3 separate regions of the Homo sapiens genome follow, and regions 1 and 3 are each linked to region 2. Evidence: read pairs that join two places in POLR2A ChIA-PET (ENCODE). Cell type or tissue: B cell. All regions are shown on one strand. Each heading gives the region's core, and the rest is flanking DNA. Links, peaks and the distances in the headings are about the cores only.

The links. ChIA-PET counts read pairs that join two places held together with the same protein. Peaks named below come from ENCODE experiments on the same cell type or tissue, not always from the same donor. Only the 100,000 strongest peaks of a DNase experiment are listed, where the experiment ranks them.
Region 1: POLR2A ChIA-PET joins it to region 2 with 5 read pairs; 2 of 35 experiments call an interaction of 5 or more read pairs at or near these places.
Region 3: POLR2A ChIA-PET joins it to region 2 with 5 read pairs; 2 of 35 experiments call an interaction of 5 or more read pairs at or near these places.

The regions. Positions count from the first base shown.
Region 1 is chr9:125,609,332-125,614,445 of GRCh38, reverse strand. All of the region lies in intron 4 of MAPKAP1 (MAPK associated protein 1), which reads left to right. Among named protein-coding and RNA genes, the nearest start is that of MAPKAP1, 95 kb to the left of the region's middle. In B cell, for the core only: no CTCF peak of the experiment used is centred there; no DNase peak of the experiment used is centred there.
Region 2 is chr9:124,862,021-124,866,180 of GRCh38, reverse strand. ARPC5L (actin related protein 2/3 complex subunit 5 like) reads right to left here and starts at 4,051. Exons shown (of 6, transcript NM_030978.3): 1 at 3,783-4,051; 2 at 2,074-2,193. RefSeq lists enhancers at 3,805-4,024, 4,100-4,160 and a silencer at 4,045-4,160. In B cell, for the core only: no CTCF peak of the experiment used is centred there; a DNase peak (open chromatin) is centred at 2,620; H3K4me3 peaks cover 819 bases; H3K27ac peaks cover 815 bases.
Region 3 is chr9:124,296,204-124,301,464 of GRCh38, reverse strand. All of the region lies in intron 1 of NEK6 (NIMA related kinase 6), which reads right to left. Among named protein-coding and RNA genes, the nearest start is that of NEK6, 41 kb to the right of the region's middle. RefSeq lists enhancers at 1,434-2,339, 4,154-5,061. In B cell, for the core only: no CTCF peak of the experiment used is centred there; no DNase peak of the experiment used is centred there; H3K27ac peaks cover 339 bases.

The DNA.
Region 1 (5,114 bases), core at 54-2,553, 750 kb before region 2:
CACCATGTTGGCCAGGCTGGTCTCGAACTCCTGACCTCAGGTGATCTGCCCACCTTGGGCTCCCAAAGTGCTGGGATTACAAGTATGAGCCATCACGCCTAGCTTTAATATGATTATTATATTGATTTATCATCTTATGTTAAACCAACCTAGTATTTGATACAATAAACTCAGCTTTGGTCATCAAATATTCTAGTTTTTATATCTTGCTGGGTTGGTTTGCTAATATTTATTTAGGATCTTTGTTCACAAGTAAACCTGGCCTGTAAGATTATTCTCTTACACTCTCAGGTTTGGATATGGAGGTTTTTCTAACCTTATAAAGTGATTTAGAAATTGCTCTTTTTTGGCCGGGCCTGGTGGCTCACGCCTGTAATCCCAGCACTTTGGGAGGCCGAGGCGGGTGGATCACGAGGTCAGGAGATCAAGACCATCCTGGCTAACATGGTGAAACCCCGTCTCTATTAAAAAATACAAAAAATTAGCCGAGCGTGGTGGCGGGCGCCTGTAGTCCCAGCTACTGGGGAGGATGAGGCAGGAGAATGGCGTGAACCTGGGAGGCGGAGCTTGCAGTGAGCTGAGATCGCGCCACTGCACTCCAGCTTGGGTGACAGAGCGAGACTCCGTCTTAAAAAAAAAAAAAAGAAATTGCTCTTTTTCAGTAAGGTTAAATAGTATGGGTAATTCTAGCATTATCTGTTCTTTGAATGTTTGGCGGAACCTGCTAATAAAAGTAAACTATTGTTGTCACAGGTTGGGTTCTCCTGGGAAGCAGTCTCTGAAATGGAGATTAACATGCAGGAAATGTATTAGGGAGTGTTTTCTGGATTAGCATCTGTGTGGAAAAGGGAGGAAAACAGAATTGGGTAGAGGGAGGAGTTGGGACTGTGATGCAGTCGTAACAAGGCCTCACCTGACACCATGGAGTACTCTGCAGCTGGATGGACCTTCACAGTTGTCCCAAGTTAGGGTAAGGGGGTCAGGCCTCTTACATTCTTGCATCTAACCTATCATTGGATTCTGAGTGTCGTGAGAAGGAGGTGCAGTCTTGGCAAGGTGACTCTGTCAGCCAGCACAATTGCAGGAAAGGACTAACAGCTGATAGCCATCAGCCAGCATTCCTTCCAGCAGTTGGGAAATATGCGCTTTATTCCTGAAAAGAGGGAATCTGGGTGGTACAGTCCACCCTTGGTGCTGCTTGGGTTTACTGGCTTCATGTTAAGTTCTGGGAGCACACCTTCAGGTCTGCGTTGGACTTCGTTTCTTTGGGGAAATTTATACAAAGAGGGTTAGTATAATGATCTACAGTCCTGTTTCTACCACTGGTCTTGAGGTCATGACTAACACTCATCTGTCTCTTCAAGTATTTATTCTAGTCCTGTCAACCTTGGTTAGTTAGCATCTTGGCTGGTCTAGGTCTTAAATGGTATGATGACCCAGATCCTTATGTCTGAGGGCCCAAGCCTCTGTTTACCTTTCTCAGGATGTAGCTGCTTCATTTGTCCATTAACCACTAAAATTGGGTAAAAGTAATAAGATACCCCAATGGATTTACTGGCTAGATGTGTTTCTTCCTGCCTCCATTGTGTAACAGCCTCATGTTCTTTTGATGAGTGTCAGTCACTCCTGTGAGGATGGTGACTTTCCTTCTTGCCTGATGTCCCTTGGCATGAGGAACCTGGGCTGCAGCCATAGTTTTAACATTTAGTGGTACTTCTGCTGTGTCTCCCAGTGGAAGTGTTCTCCCTTTGGGAATCAGGATCTCTTAATTGATAGAGCCTCTATTTACCCAACAGAATTAAAAACATAAGTTCATTCACATAAAGATTTGTACATGAATGCTGGCCTGTTCAAAAACACTGCAGGACAGATGGCTTCAGAAAGAATAGGGAATCAGGAAATAGACAGTGCGTTTAGGAACTCAGTTTATTGTGGTTCTACAACAACTGATTGTTAGTAGATAAGTTTAATTTCCAATCTTACTCCACATGCCGCCCCCCATTAAAGAGCTAACATAAAAATTTTAAATTTAAAAAAAAACTAAAAGAATTTGTACAGAAGCTGTGACACTACCAGTTATTTGAAATTCGTTGAGCATGGCTGTATGCCCATTAATATAGGTCACCTTTTATAAATATTATATGTGAACTTGGAAAGAATGTGATTTTAGCTGCTGTTGGTTGCAATATTCTAAATATTGTCATTAGGTCAAGACTGTTACAGGTTGAGCATTCTTACTCTGAAAATCTGAAGTTTAAAATGCTCCAAAATCTAAAACTTTTTGAGCGCTTATAAGTAACTCATGTATCAAAAAATAACAGAAATCAGAAAATATTTAGAAACAAGCATTTCCTTTGGAGCATGATCAAAGGAAATGCTCATTGGAGCATATTACATTTTGGATTTTTGGATTAGGGTTACTCAACCAATAAGTATAGTGTAAATATTTCAGAATCTTAAATATGAAACACTCCTGGTCCCAATAATTTTGAATAGGGGATACTCAATCTGTAAATCTGTTAAAATTTTCTTTACAGATATTTTTGTCCAAGCCATCAGTTAGACAGAAATACGCTTGAATTTCCTGCTGTTGATAGACTGTCCATTTTTTCTTGTTAATTGTGACTATTTTTTCTTTGTATATTGTGATGTTATGCTTTTATGTTCACACAATTTCAGAATTGCTATTTTTTCCTGGTGAATTGAACCATTTGTCATTTGTGATTAACTCTAGTGAAGTTTTCCTCCCTTTCAAATAGTTACACCTGCTCCATTTGGTTGATATTTGTCTGGTATAGATGCAATTTCATTTTGATGTTTTAAGATACAGATCTTCTTTCCTATTTTTCTTCTTTTGCATTCATTGGGCTTTCTGAATCTGCATATTAGTGTCTTTCATCATTCTGGAAAATTCTCAGCCACTGTCTTTTCAGACATTGCCTCCGAACCAGTTATTCTTTTCTCTTCTTCTGAAACTCTAGCTACACCTATCAGAATGTGTTATTTTATCCTTCTCATCTCTTAATTTCTCTTTCTTATTTCCTATCTCTGTGTCTCTTTGGGTTGCATTCTAGGTAATTTCTTCAACTCATATCTTCCTAACAGATTCTCTCCTCAGCTGTGGAACCCATATGTTGCATTTCCAATTTTAGTTGTTGTATTTTTAATTTCTAGAAGTCTGATTTTGATCTTGTAAAAATCTGCTTGGTAATTTAAAAAACTATTACGAAAAGTGTAGTAATTTTATTAGTAAAAGTTCAGTGAGCACCCTTATGTGTAGCACCTGTATTCAGTAATTGTTAACATTTTGTCATATTTGCTTTATTTATGCTTTATTTAATCTTTAAAAGTTGACATTCACTCCTAGCGACATTCTCCTACTCAACCATAATATATCACACCTTGGATAATCTTTTATAGTCTCTTGCACTTACTCCACATTTTTGCTTACACATTTATTTTATATTTTGCTTCTGATCATACTGTTAACTCCAGTCTTTCTGGGCCTATTTCATGATGCCTTCTATGTTTTGTGATTTGGAGATAGAACAAATTATTTCTTGCAAATTTTTCTGTTGGAATTATTTGAGTCATTTAGGTTTTTCCCAATAGGATCTGCGTTTGCTTCTACCTAGAACCTGGGGGCACTACCACCTCAGGACCACTTTAAATTCTTGGCTTAAAATCTTTCTGGTCCATCAAATAATACGAATTTGGGATAGAAATTTCATATGAAGGTTCGTTTATGTTTATAAAGTCTGAGGAAGAAAATAATTTTGGGGGAAGACAGGCAGTTTTACCTTGCTGGAGGTCAGTCGGGAAACCTTAATTCTAATTTACTCTCACATGTAGGTCTTTGGTGGTGGTGGGTTGTGAGGAGGGTATCACGGTCTTATTATAGGTTATAGATAGACTGTTCCCTATAGCCTGCTGACCAAGAAAACTGACACTTCATGTCACCTTGTTTGGCAAGTACCATCATTAAGGCAAAATTATGTTCTGTTTTTCATTCTAGATTCTCTTTTCACTTAGTCTTTGTGCTTTTGTGATTGCCTTAAAAAGTTGCCAACCAGTGTATTGAGTCAGATAAAATAGCTCTTTTTATATTTCATAAATATGTTTAACTGTTTTCTGTTTGAGGGTTGGTCAGGATACATACTTTGCCATATGGTTGAAATACAAGTCCTATAGTAAAATAGTTTTTAGTGTGTTGTATTAAATGCTGTGGGAGAGGAATATATATTACAGAATGAAGAGAAAGAGTTTGTGTTTACACATATCATGGCTCTTTATTTCATGCAAATGTTGATTCAAAATGTAAGAAGATGTTTTTTCAAATAAGAACTTTCCCTCCAAAAAAGCTTTTCAAATATATTGGTTTTGGGAAGAATTGTTGTCAAGTTAAGATTGTGGTCTTTTGAGTCAGTCAGAGGCGGGTTTCCATCTGAGTTATCTTACTGGCTGTGTGACCTTTAACAATTTCTTTCACCTCTTAGCAGTTTATCTGTAAAATAGGGTAAGTGGGGGCTGTTTTGAAGATCAAAAGAGAGAATTTATGTGGCACACTCAGCCCAGTGCCAGGCACAGAGTAAATGGTAGCCATTTTTAATTTTAGTTATTCTCTTTCCAGAAATGTTCAAGATGCTGTTAATAGAGTGTTAAATGTGAAACATCTCACATTGTACATGGAGTAGTGTAAAATTGAATGTGGGTTTGGGAGAAACTACCAAAACTACCAAAAAGAGAAAAACGAGAAAGGCACTCAGGGTCAGAAAATGAGGAAAACAGGATGAAGCTTGGCAGGCCAGGCCCGGTGACAAGTGCCTGAGTTAGCTATTCAGGAGGCAGAGGCAAGGGGATCACTTGAGCTCGGGAGTTCAAGACCAACCTGGGCAACATAGTGAGACTCTTTCTTAAAGACAAATAAACAACATACTCTTTCTTAAAAACAAACAAACAAACAAATAAATAAAGAAGCTTGGCAGGTGAAACAAAGCCAGAGGCTGTCTGCTTCCCTTAGCATTCCGAGAGTGGGATTTCTTAAGGATTTTTTCTGTTCCAGCTCTTTTTTGTATATGTCCTGTTCATTTAGTTGAGCATATATATCCCTACCC
Region 2 (4,160 bases), core at 1,369-3,868:
CCACCTGCGTCGGCTTCCTAAAGTGCTGGGATTACAGACGTGAGCCACTGCGCCTGACCTGTTTTTTTGTTTTTTTAAGAGGGAGTCTCACTGTGTCGCCTAGGCTAGAGTGCAGTGGCCCAACCTCAGCTCACTGCAACCTCCGCCTCCAGGGTTCAAGTGATTCTCCTGCCTCAGCCTCCCAAGTAGCTGGGAGTACAGGTGCACACCACCACGCCTGGCTAATTTTTATATTTTTAGTAGAGACAGGTTTTCACCATGTTGGTCAGGCTGGTCTCGAACTCGTGACCTCATGATCTGCCCGCCTTGGCCTCCCAAAGTGCTGGGATTACAGGTGTGAGCCACCACGCCCAGTCCCAATTTTGTTTTTTTTGTTTTTTGTTTTTTTGAGATGGAGTTTTGCTCTTTCGCCCAGGCTTGAGTGAAGTGGCGCAATCTTGGCTCACTGCAACCTCTGCCCCCTGGGTTGAAGCAATTCTCCTGCCTCAGCCTCCCGAATAGCTGTGATTATAGGCACCCGCCACCATGCCCGGCTAATTTTTTTTGTATTTTTAGTAGAGACACGGTTTCACCATGTTGGCCAGGCTGGTCTCGAACTCCTGACCTCAGGTGATCCACCTGCCTTGGCCTCCCAAAGTGCTAGGATTACAGACGTGAGCCACCTCACCCGGCCTTAAGTTGGGTAAATTTTGAAGGTAGAGTACCTGGAATTTACTGGTTGACTAGATGTGGCGTGTAAGAGAGAGTCACAAATGACTTCAGGTTCGAAAAAGATGTGCAGAGTCATTAACTCTAAGCATTTAAAAATATAACAGCAAAGGCACTGTGCACCATTAGACTTTCCTTTTTTTTTTTTTTTTTTTTTAGACAGAGTTTCCCTCTTGTCACCCAGGCTGGAGTGCAATGGCCCGATCTCGGCTCACTGCAACCTCTGCCTCTGGGTTCAAGCGATTCTCTTGCTTCAGCCTCCAGAGTAGCTGGGATTACAGGCGTGCACCACGTGAGCCACCACGCCCGGCCTAGACTTTCATTTAAGACTAAGCTATGCCGGCCAGGTACAGTGGTTCACACCTGTAATCCCAACACTTTGGGAGGCCGAGACAGGTGGATCACCTGAGGTCAGGAGTTTGAGACCAGCCTGGCCAACGTGGTGAAATGCCGTCTCTACTAAAAATATAAAAATTAGCCAGGCATCATGGCGGCACCTGTAATCCCAGCTACTTGGATTACAGTAGCTGTAGGCAGGCTGGGAGGCTGAGGCAGAAGAATCCTTTGGACCCAGAAGGCAGAGGTTGCAGTGAGCCGAGATTGTGCCATTGCACTCCAGCCTGGGCAACAAGAATGAAACTCAGTCTCAAAAAAAAAAAAAGGTCCAGGCGCACTGCGCCGTGGCTCATGCCTGTAATCGCAGCACTTTGGGAGGCTGAGGCAGGCGGATCTCTTGAGGTCAGGAGTTTGAGACCACCCTGGCGAAACCCCGTCCCTACAAAAAATACAAAGATGGGCCAGGCGCGGCAGCTCACACCTGTAATCCCAGCACTTTGGGAGGCCAAGGCAGGCGGATCACAAGGTTAAGAGTTCAATACCAGCCTGGCCAACATGGTGGCCAGGTGAAATATGGTGAAACCCCGTCTCTACTAAAAAAACAAAAATTAGCTTGGCTTGGTGGTGCATGCCTGTATTCCCAGTTCCTCGGGAGGCTGAGGCAGGAGAATCGCTTGAACCTGGGAGGCAGAGGTTGCAGTGAGAGCCGAGATTGTGCCCCTGCACTCCAGCTTGGGCAATAGAGCAAGACTCCATTTTGGAAAAAAACAAAAATACAAAGATTAGCCGGGCATGGTGGCACGCACCTATGTAATCCCAGCTATTCAGGAGGCTGAGGCACAAGGATCGCTTGAACCTGGGAGGTGGAGGTTACAGTGAGCTGAAATTGTGCCACTGCACTCCAGCCTGGGTGACACAGCAAGACTCCATTTCAAAAAAAAAAAAAAAAAGTCTAAGCCATGCCGGGATTGCCCTCTCTCTACTCTCTTTTTTCCCCATATCCCTCCACCTCCTGAAAGCCTTCCTCACCTTGGTGTGGGTCAAGGTTCATTAATTCATCCAACAAGCATCCATGTACTGGGCCTGGAGACTAGAACAATTAATTCAGTTGTCCGCCAAGGTTCTGTCCCCAGAGAACTTCTAGGTTGGCTGTGGAAATAGACACATAAATGCATCATTTTATTTCAGCCTGTTTGGGGCTAAGGAAAGGATTGCACAGAGGTTGCTACTCATAGGAGATGGGAGAAGTCTCCTTGTGGGTGGTTACAGCTGGTAGTAACAAGAGGACAATCTGGCTTCAACCATAACTCTAAGAGGTGGCATGTCTTTATTAAGGGCAAGGGAGTGGCACTGGAGTGCTGATTAATGCCTACTGGTTGGCAGACATTAATCAGAAAGCCTAAACATGCCCTGCCTTGTGAATTCCCGTTTCACTTTCCGGGCTCTACTGAAGTGTTCCTTCCTCTGGGAACATGAACACCAATGATATTTTGAGCCATTGTTATGCGTCAGATTTCGGGTTAACAGCTTTACAGATATCTCCTCTAATTCTCATAAATGCCTCATTTCACATGTGAGCAAACTGAGACTCAAGAAAGGGGAAGAGATTTCCCAAGAGTCTCAACTACTACCTTGGCAGCAGAGCAAGAATTTGAAACCTGGTCAGGTTCACTTTAAAAAAGGCTGTACTAGCCGGGCGCAGTGGCTCACACCTGTAATCCCAGTATTTTGGGAGGCTGAGGCGGGTGGATCACTTGAGGTCAGGGGTTTGAGACCAGCCTGGCTAAACCTTGTCTCTACTAAAAATACAAAAATTTAGCTGGGTGTAGTGGCACACACCTGTAGTCCCAGTTACTGGGGAGGCCAAGGCAGGAGAATCTCTTGAACCCGGGAGGTGGAGGTTGCAGTGAGCCGAGATCGCGCCACTGCACTCCAGCCTAGGCGACAGAGCCAGACTCCATCTCAAAAAATATATAAAAAATAAAATAAAAATAAAAAAGGCTGTATGGCCAGGCGAGGTGGCTAACCCCTGTAATCCTAGGCACTCTGGGAGGCCGAGGAGGGCGGATTGCTTGAGCCCAGGAGACCACCCTGGGCAACAGCTCTACAAAAAATAAACAAATTAGCCAGGCCTGGTGGCTTGTGCCTGTAGTTTCAGCTACTCGGGAGACTGAGGTGGGAGGGCTGCTTGAACCCGGGAAGCGGAGGTTTTGGTGGGCGGAGAGCGCGCCATGCCTTCCAGCCAGGGTGACAGAGCGAGACCCTGTCTGAAAAAAAAAATTAAAAAATAAAAAAAATAAATAAAGGCTGGGGCCAGGCGTGGTGGCTCACGCCTGTAATCCCAGCACTTTGGGAGGCCGAGGCGAGGGGATCACCTGAGCTGAGGAGTTCAAGATCAGCCTGGGCAACATGGCGAAACCCCGTCTCTACTAAAAATACAAAAAATTAGCCAGGCGTGGTGGTGCATGCCTGTAATCCCAGCTACTCAGCTACTCGGGAGGCTGGGGCAGGAGAATCGCTGAACCCGGGAGGCGGAGGTTGCAGTAAGCCGAGATCGCGACACTGCACTCCAGCCTGGCACCCTGGGCGACAGAATGAAGCTCTGTCTCAAAAAAAAAAAAAAAAAAAAAGGTGTAAATGCTCTTTGCAGTTCCATATACTGCCTCCCCAGAACCTTTATGGAGTTGGATTATAACTGCCTGAGCCCGCCCCTCCCGTCCATCTCGCGCTTTAAATTCCTCCGCGACGTGAGCCTCGGTTAATCGTCTTTGAAAACTCTGGCCCCTCCTCCCGTCAGCACCCCCAGACTACTGGCGCCCAGCTCAGAGTTGCCCAGATTGGGAGATCTGCAAGGTTTCCCGAAGGAATGAATGAACGAATGACTGAATGGACGAATTTGAGTCCTCCGTGTGCCATCTCTGGTAGCTGCCGCCCACGTTGGGCCTCGGTTTCCCCAACTGCGCGCCTACACCGTGACGCCGACCTCGCTATCAGGGGTGCCGTGAATGAGGCGAGCACTACAAGGCGGGGCTCCGGCCCTACCAGGCGGGGCGGGCAGTACCACGGCGTTCCTCGGGGGCGGGGGAGATGAGGCGGAGCCGGGGCTCCCCCGCTGC
Region 3 (5,261 bases), core at 1,086-3,585, 560 kb after region 2:
AACCTACGTCCTTGTCCTGGCTGGGCCCTGGCGCACCACACGTGTGACACAGGGAAGGCCAGGGCCAAGAGGTCCTGTTTGCCGTCCTACTTAGACCTCTGTGCAAAGGAACAGCCCCCCTCAGCCTCCAGGGCTTGGGCTGCCCTGGGAGAGTCAGAGATGCTGGTCATAGGTAGTCACAGCAGCCACAGGCCCCTGGTTAAGCACCCACTGTGTGCCCAGTCCTGAGCTCAAGGCCATCTGGGCATCTCCCCCAATATTTTAGCCTCTGGCCTCCCCCATCAGACAAGTGCTTCTGGGGCAGGGTCTGAGGTTATGTGCATAGAACCTGTGTGACCCAGCCACCGGGATGCTTCCTGATGCCAGGGGAAAAGCCCTCCTCCTCCCCAGAAGGAGAGACCTGCGCTCACCCCACAAGCATTTCTGCAGCACCTCCTGTGTGCCAGGGCTCCCACATGGTGTGCATGGAAGGGACTAGATCACACATGTGATGGGGCCCCTGTTTCTGGCTGCTGCTCCTTCTCCCAGACAAGCCCTGGATGTCCCGAGGGGCACCTCTCATGTGACCACATCCTAGGCAGAACCCCTTGAGGCCTGGCCTAGGCTCCTGGAGCAGCTCAGCTGTACCCCTGGAGAGCCAGAAGTCCTGAGGAATGGAGCCCCCTCCCCTGCGGTGGCCCTTATTCAACAGCTGAGGGGGCGAGAATGAAAGCCAGTCCCGTCTCAGGTCGGGGCCCTCCAAGATGTGACTCGTATCCTAGAGCCCCCGGCGCGGTCAGCGGGTTTTGTCTGAGAAGGAACCTCTGGTCCGTCTCCTGCCCATTCCTGGCCTTGCCCTCCCTCCTCCCTGAGTGGTTCTCCCAGGGGCACTTCATAAATCCCATGCCTACATATCCCCATCTCAAGTTTGGCTTCTGGAGGACCCAGCCAAAGACGTCATCTCTCTCCAGACAGACCCCGCCTCCTGCTGTCTCACCTGGTCACCTATGCCCCAGTCAAATTCCAAACCAAGAGTCTTCCCCCGGTCTGCTGGGCCAGCAGCCCTGCCACTCCCTCCCAGGTAGACCCACGCCCCCATTAACACGGGGGTGTTCCAGGAGGTGGGAAAGGCATCAACACCCTCCGGGCTGTCACAGCCAGCTCCTAGAGGTCCGGCCACTGTGTCTCAGGGTGCAAGTCACTCTTCCTTCCTCCCCACTGTAGTCTGTTTCCAGCCACAGTGGTGGGCCGACCAGACCTCTCAGGCTCCAGGGATATCTGTGACACCCTTTGACATGTCAAAGGATGTCCACCAAACCCTAACTCACCCGCTGAGCTTGGCCTCCCAAGTTGTGCCCTCAAAGGCACCCTGAGGCTCCCCAGAACTTGCAGGCTGGCTCCCAGCACCCTTCTCCCTCTGTGTCCTCAGGGCGGCCCAGCTCTCCTCCCTGCCCCACACCTTCCACAGACTGTTCTGGGGTAAACCTGCTCTCTCAAAATAGATGACAGGATGTGAGACTGCAGGGAAGTGGATGGTATGGACTGCAGAACACGCCCAACTCAGGGTCAGGGGGGCCCTCGCTGGCTGCAAGTCCTGCCAAGCCTGGCTCATGCAGTCTCCTGCTTGGGAAGCTGCAGAAACTCAACCAACTTTGACCCACAGACTTGGCCATTTGATGTGGTTCATCCTAGTGTGGACAGATCAGTCAGTAGGTCTCTTGTTGTCTTTTTAGTCTGTGCACACAGAGCACTGTCAGATCAGTGTCACACGGAGGGGCATTATGGGTGCACCTGCCTCTTCCCTCCCCACCCCTGCCTCTGCCTCAGCACAGGCCTCATCTCCCCACCTGGGTCTCCCAGCGCTCAGTGCTCTCCCTGCCAAGCCCTCAAATGCAGATGGGAAAATGGCACCCTCGGTGTCTCCACCATTTGTGCCGAGTTCTTGCACTGGAGCGCAGGTGACATCCCAAGGTGACACAGGGGAAGACCCAGGGTATAAAGAGCCCCAGGATAAACAGATAAACACGAGCACCTTCCCCAGGCATCTTTGTTAGGGGGAATATGAGAGAGAGCAGAATGTAAAATGCGCATGAATTTGAAGATAAAACTGAGCCTCCTGCAGGCTCTGCAGCTGCTTCCAGCTGCACCCCTAGACCCCTCAGGGTGACATGCTCACTGTCCTCTGCCCTTAGGGAGACCTCCAGGGAAAGAGTGGAGAACTGTCTTCAGTGAGAAGGTTCCATCTTTATCTCAGAAGGCACCAGCCTTGGCCCACAGGTCACCCCTGCGAGACCCATGCACACATCGGCTTACCCGCCCACCTGCCCTGGGGCCTCCCATGTACTGGAAACTGTGGCAGTGGAATCTAGACCCTGTCACTCACCAGCTGAGACCTTGGGCAAATCCCACTGGGGAGGAGCCTAGCGGGTGCTTGGGAATGTCATTCCTGCCCTCCCCACGTGGCGCTGACCGCATTCTCCAACAGCTGCAGCCAGATGCCATGGTCTGCACACTCTCAGGAGCTCACCTGTGGCCTCACATGGGCAGGGCTCCAGGAGCAGTGCAAGGGGGACCGGGAATAAGAGCTAATAATTGCAGGGCCCTGATCATGCTGGGCCCTGCCCTACGCTCTTCACCTCTATTAGCCCATCTCATTTTGTCAACAACTCCATGAGGTAAGGTCTATTATGGTCCCATTTCACAGATGAGAAAACTGAGGCACGAAGAGGTTAAGAGATTTGCCCGGGTCCCAAGGATCACAGACAAAAGGAGCCAGGATTTGAACCAACAACTGCATATTTGTCCAAAACTACGGTACTGCACTCCCCACAGGTTCTTACACAGCAACACCATCATCTCTCCAGCTGGCTCCACCCCGAATGGGCCCTCTCTCCACTTGAGAATGGGGCCTGTGCTGCTGATGCACAGGGGTGATCTCAGGGCTGGCGGACCACAAGGGCCCATTTCCTCCACAGGGTCCCCAGGGGCAGGAGCCCCCGGAGACTCTGCCCCACTGACCACAGCAAGCTGATGCAGCACCACTGTCTACCCCAGTGGTGCCTTTGCTGCCAAACCCCAGTCATTACGAGCTGCTCTGTTCAGAACCTAATGGAACCTGCGGCACCGTTAGCCTCCAGGGAGGAGCCGGCAGGTGTTGATGTTCCCTGTTCTAGGAAAGCAGCAGCCACGGAGGACTCTGCAAGCCCCTACCCACCGAGAGCCAGAGAGGGTCCCTGCTGAGGGGAAGGAGGTGGGGAGGCGCGAGGGGGAAGGAGGAAGGGAGAAAGGAAGGGATGAGGGTTCCTGTGGGCCAGGTCTTTCCCATTCACCCTCGGGGCTATTGGTAGACCCATTTTATAGATGGGGAAACCGAGGCTCAGAGGAAGAGGCTCGATGCCATTAGGCTGATAAGCTGCAGAGAAAGGATTCAAATCCAGATCTCAGTGACTCTAAACTCCCTCTTTGTTCCAAGGAATCTACTGCCTCTTGGGGCTCTCCATGGGTATTGGATTTTAGGGCATTTTGTTCTATTGGTCCACACCCCAACAGAAACCCAAGCCCTGTGCTCTGGAAATTCCTGTCAGAAACTGCTTCTTAGGGGGTTCAGATGCAGAAAGGCCAAGGCAAAGGGGACGTGGAAGGACGAGCCACACGGAGCAGGGAAAAGACCCTTAGCACATGCGTGCAGGCACCTCGGGGTAACACTGAGGACTGCCCGTCCCCGGGATCCCGCGGCTCCTGCCAAGTTGCAGAACAATGAGGTAGTAGCTGCCAAGCCCAAGTCAGGGGCCAAAAATCCATGGAATGCAAGACCCAGAGCTGCAGGCCACACTGAACACCACCTCAAAGAGGGCTTTTCTTCTGCCTCAAGCAAGGGCCCTACATTTGCAAAACACTGTGGATAGCTGCACAGTGAGGCTTCCCAGCTCAGGTTCCTGGCTTTAGGCTGCCGTGTGCTGTGTGTCCCCAGGCACCGAGGGACCAGATTGGGAGAAGCCTCAGGGTTCAGTGAGGCTGGCGGGGAGCTGGACTGCAGGAGTCCAGGTCCTGGCCCGGTTTCATCTAACCATGCTGCGTCTCAGTTTCTTCATCTGGAAAATGGGCTAACAGTCAGATCTTCCTCTTAGGGTCACTGTAAACTCCTTAGCACAGAGCCTGGCACATGGGAAGGGACCTCTGAGGCTTTAGCTATGAGGCTATTTAGCTATTGAAGCTAACCCTCACTTGTACAATGGAGGCGTGATCACCTCCATGTGACAGACATGGGGCCTGAGGCAGGGACTTGCCCAGGGTCATCCCTGCCCCAGGTAACACAGCTGGTAAATGACACAGCTGGGGCTGTTGGACCCAAGATTGCTGCTCTATGTCCTACGCAGCATGGCCTCTTTAGGACTGCTCTGGAGCAAACGTCTTCATCATCTACGTGAGCCGTGGCTGCCTCTGCAAAGCCAGCTGCTGTGCCGCACCCTGCCCGGCCATGGATGAGGCTCTCACTAATGTGGGCTGTGACCCTAGGGAGACATGAGCGCTTGGTTTTAATCCAGGCACCTGCTGGAAGGGATCGGCTGCTGTAATGGGCTGGCTCTGAGGTTCCAAGTGGCCTTTCTGACCAAGGCTGTCATTGGGCCCTTGCCTCTGAATTTTTGGAAACTTCACCTAGGGGGAAGTCATTCCTGTGCCTCCTGTCAAATGCCACACTTCATGGAGACTGGTGGCTCATCGTGGCCCGGCCAGTGAAGCACGACCTCAGACACCAGGAGGGCTCTGTCCAAGGACCCTGCTTGGAGCAGGTTTGGGGGCATGAGCTTGCAAGGGTCCATGTGTACTGGGGTCCATGCATGGAAGTGCATTCATATACTGGATCTTACACCTCTCCTTGCTCTGAACCCTGGAGGTGGTAACGGTGTGTGTCCTGCCTGCCTCTTCTGCTCCTGTGTGTGCACGTGCACAGGCATGATCAGGGGTCATCTAATGTCCACCAGGCTCGTTCTGTCCACTGAAGCAGAGGGTAGACGTGGCAAAGGCAGTTGTGGCTCCCAGACTGACAGGTGTTGCCAAGCCCAGGGAGAACCCACTCCTGGCCTTGGAGGTCAGCCTTGGCCAGACACTGTACTCCCCTCTCCAGTTTCCCTGAGCAAGGCCCCTCCTCTGTGCCTCCAGCCGAGGGCACAGCTTCACAGGTTGTTTTCCCTAAAGCAGGAAGCCGTCCCTGTGGCTTCACACTCAGGCACACACAGCTTTCTCTCCGCCCCGAGCGAATGGTACTGGCAGCACCAGTGCCA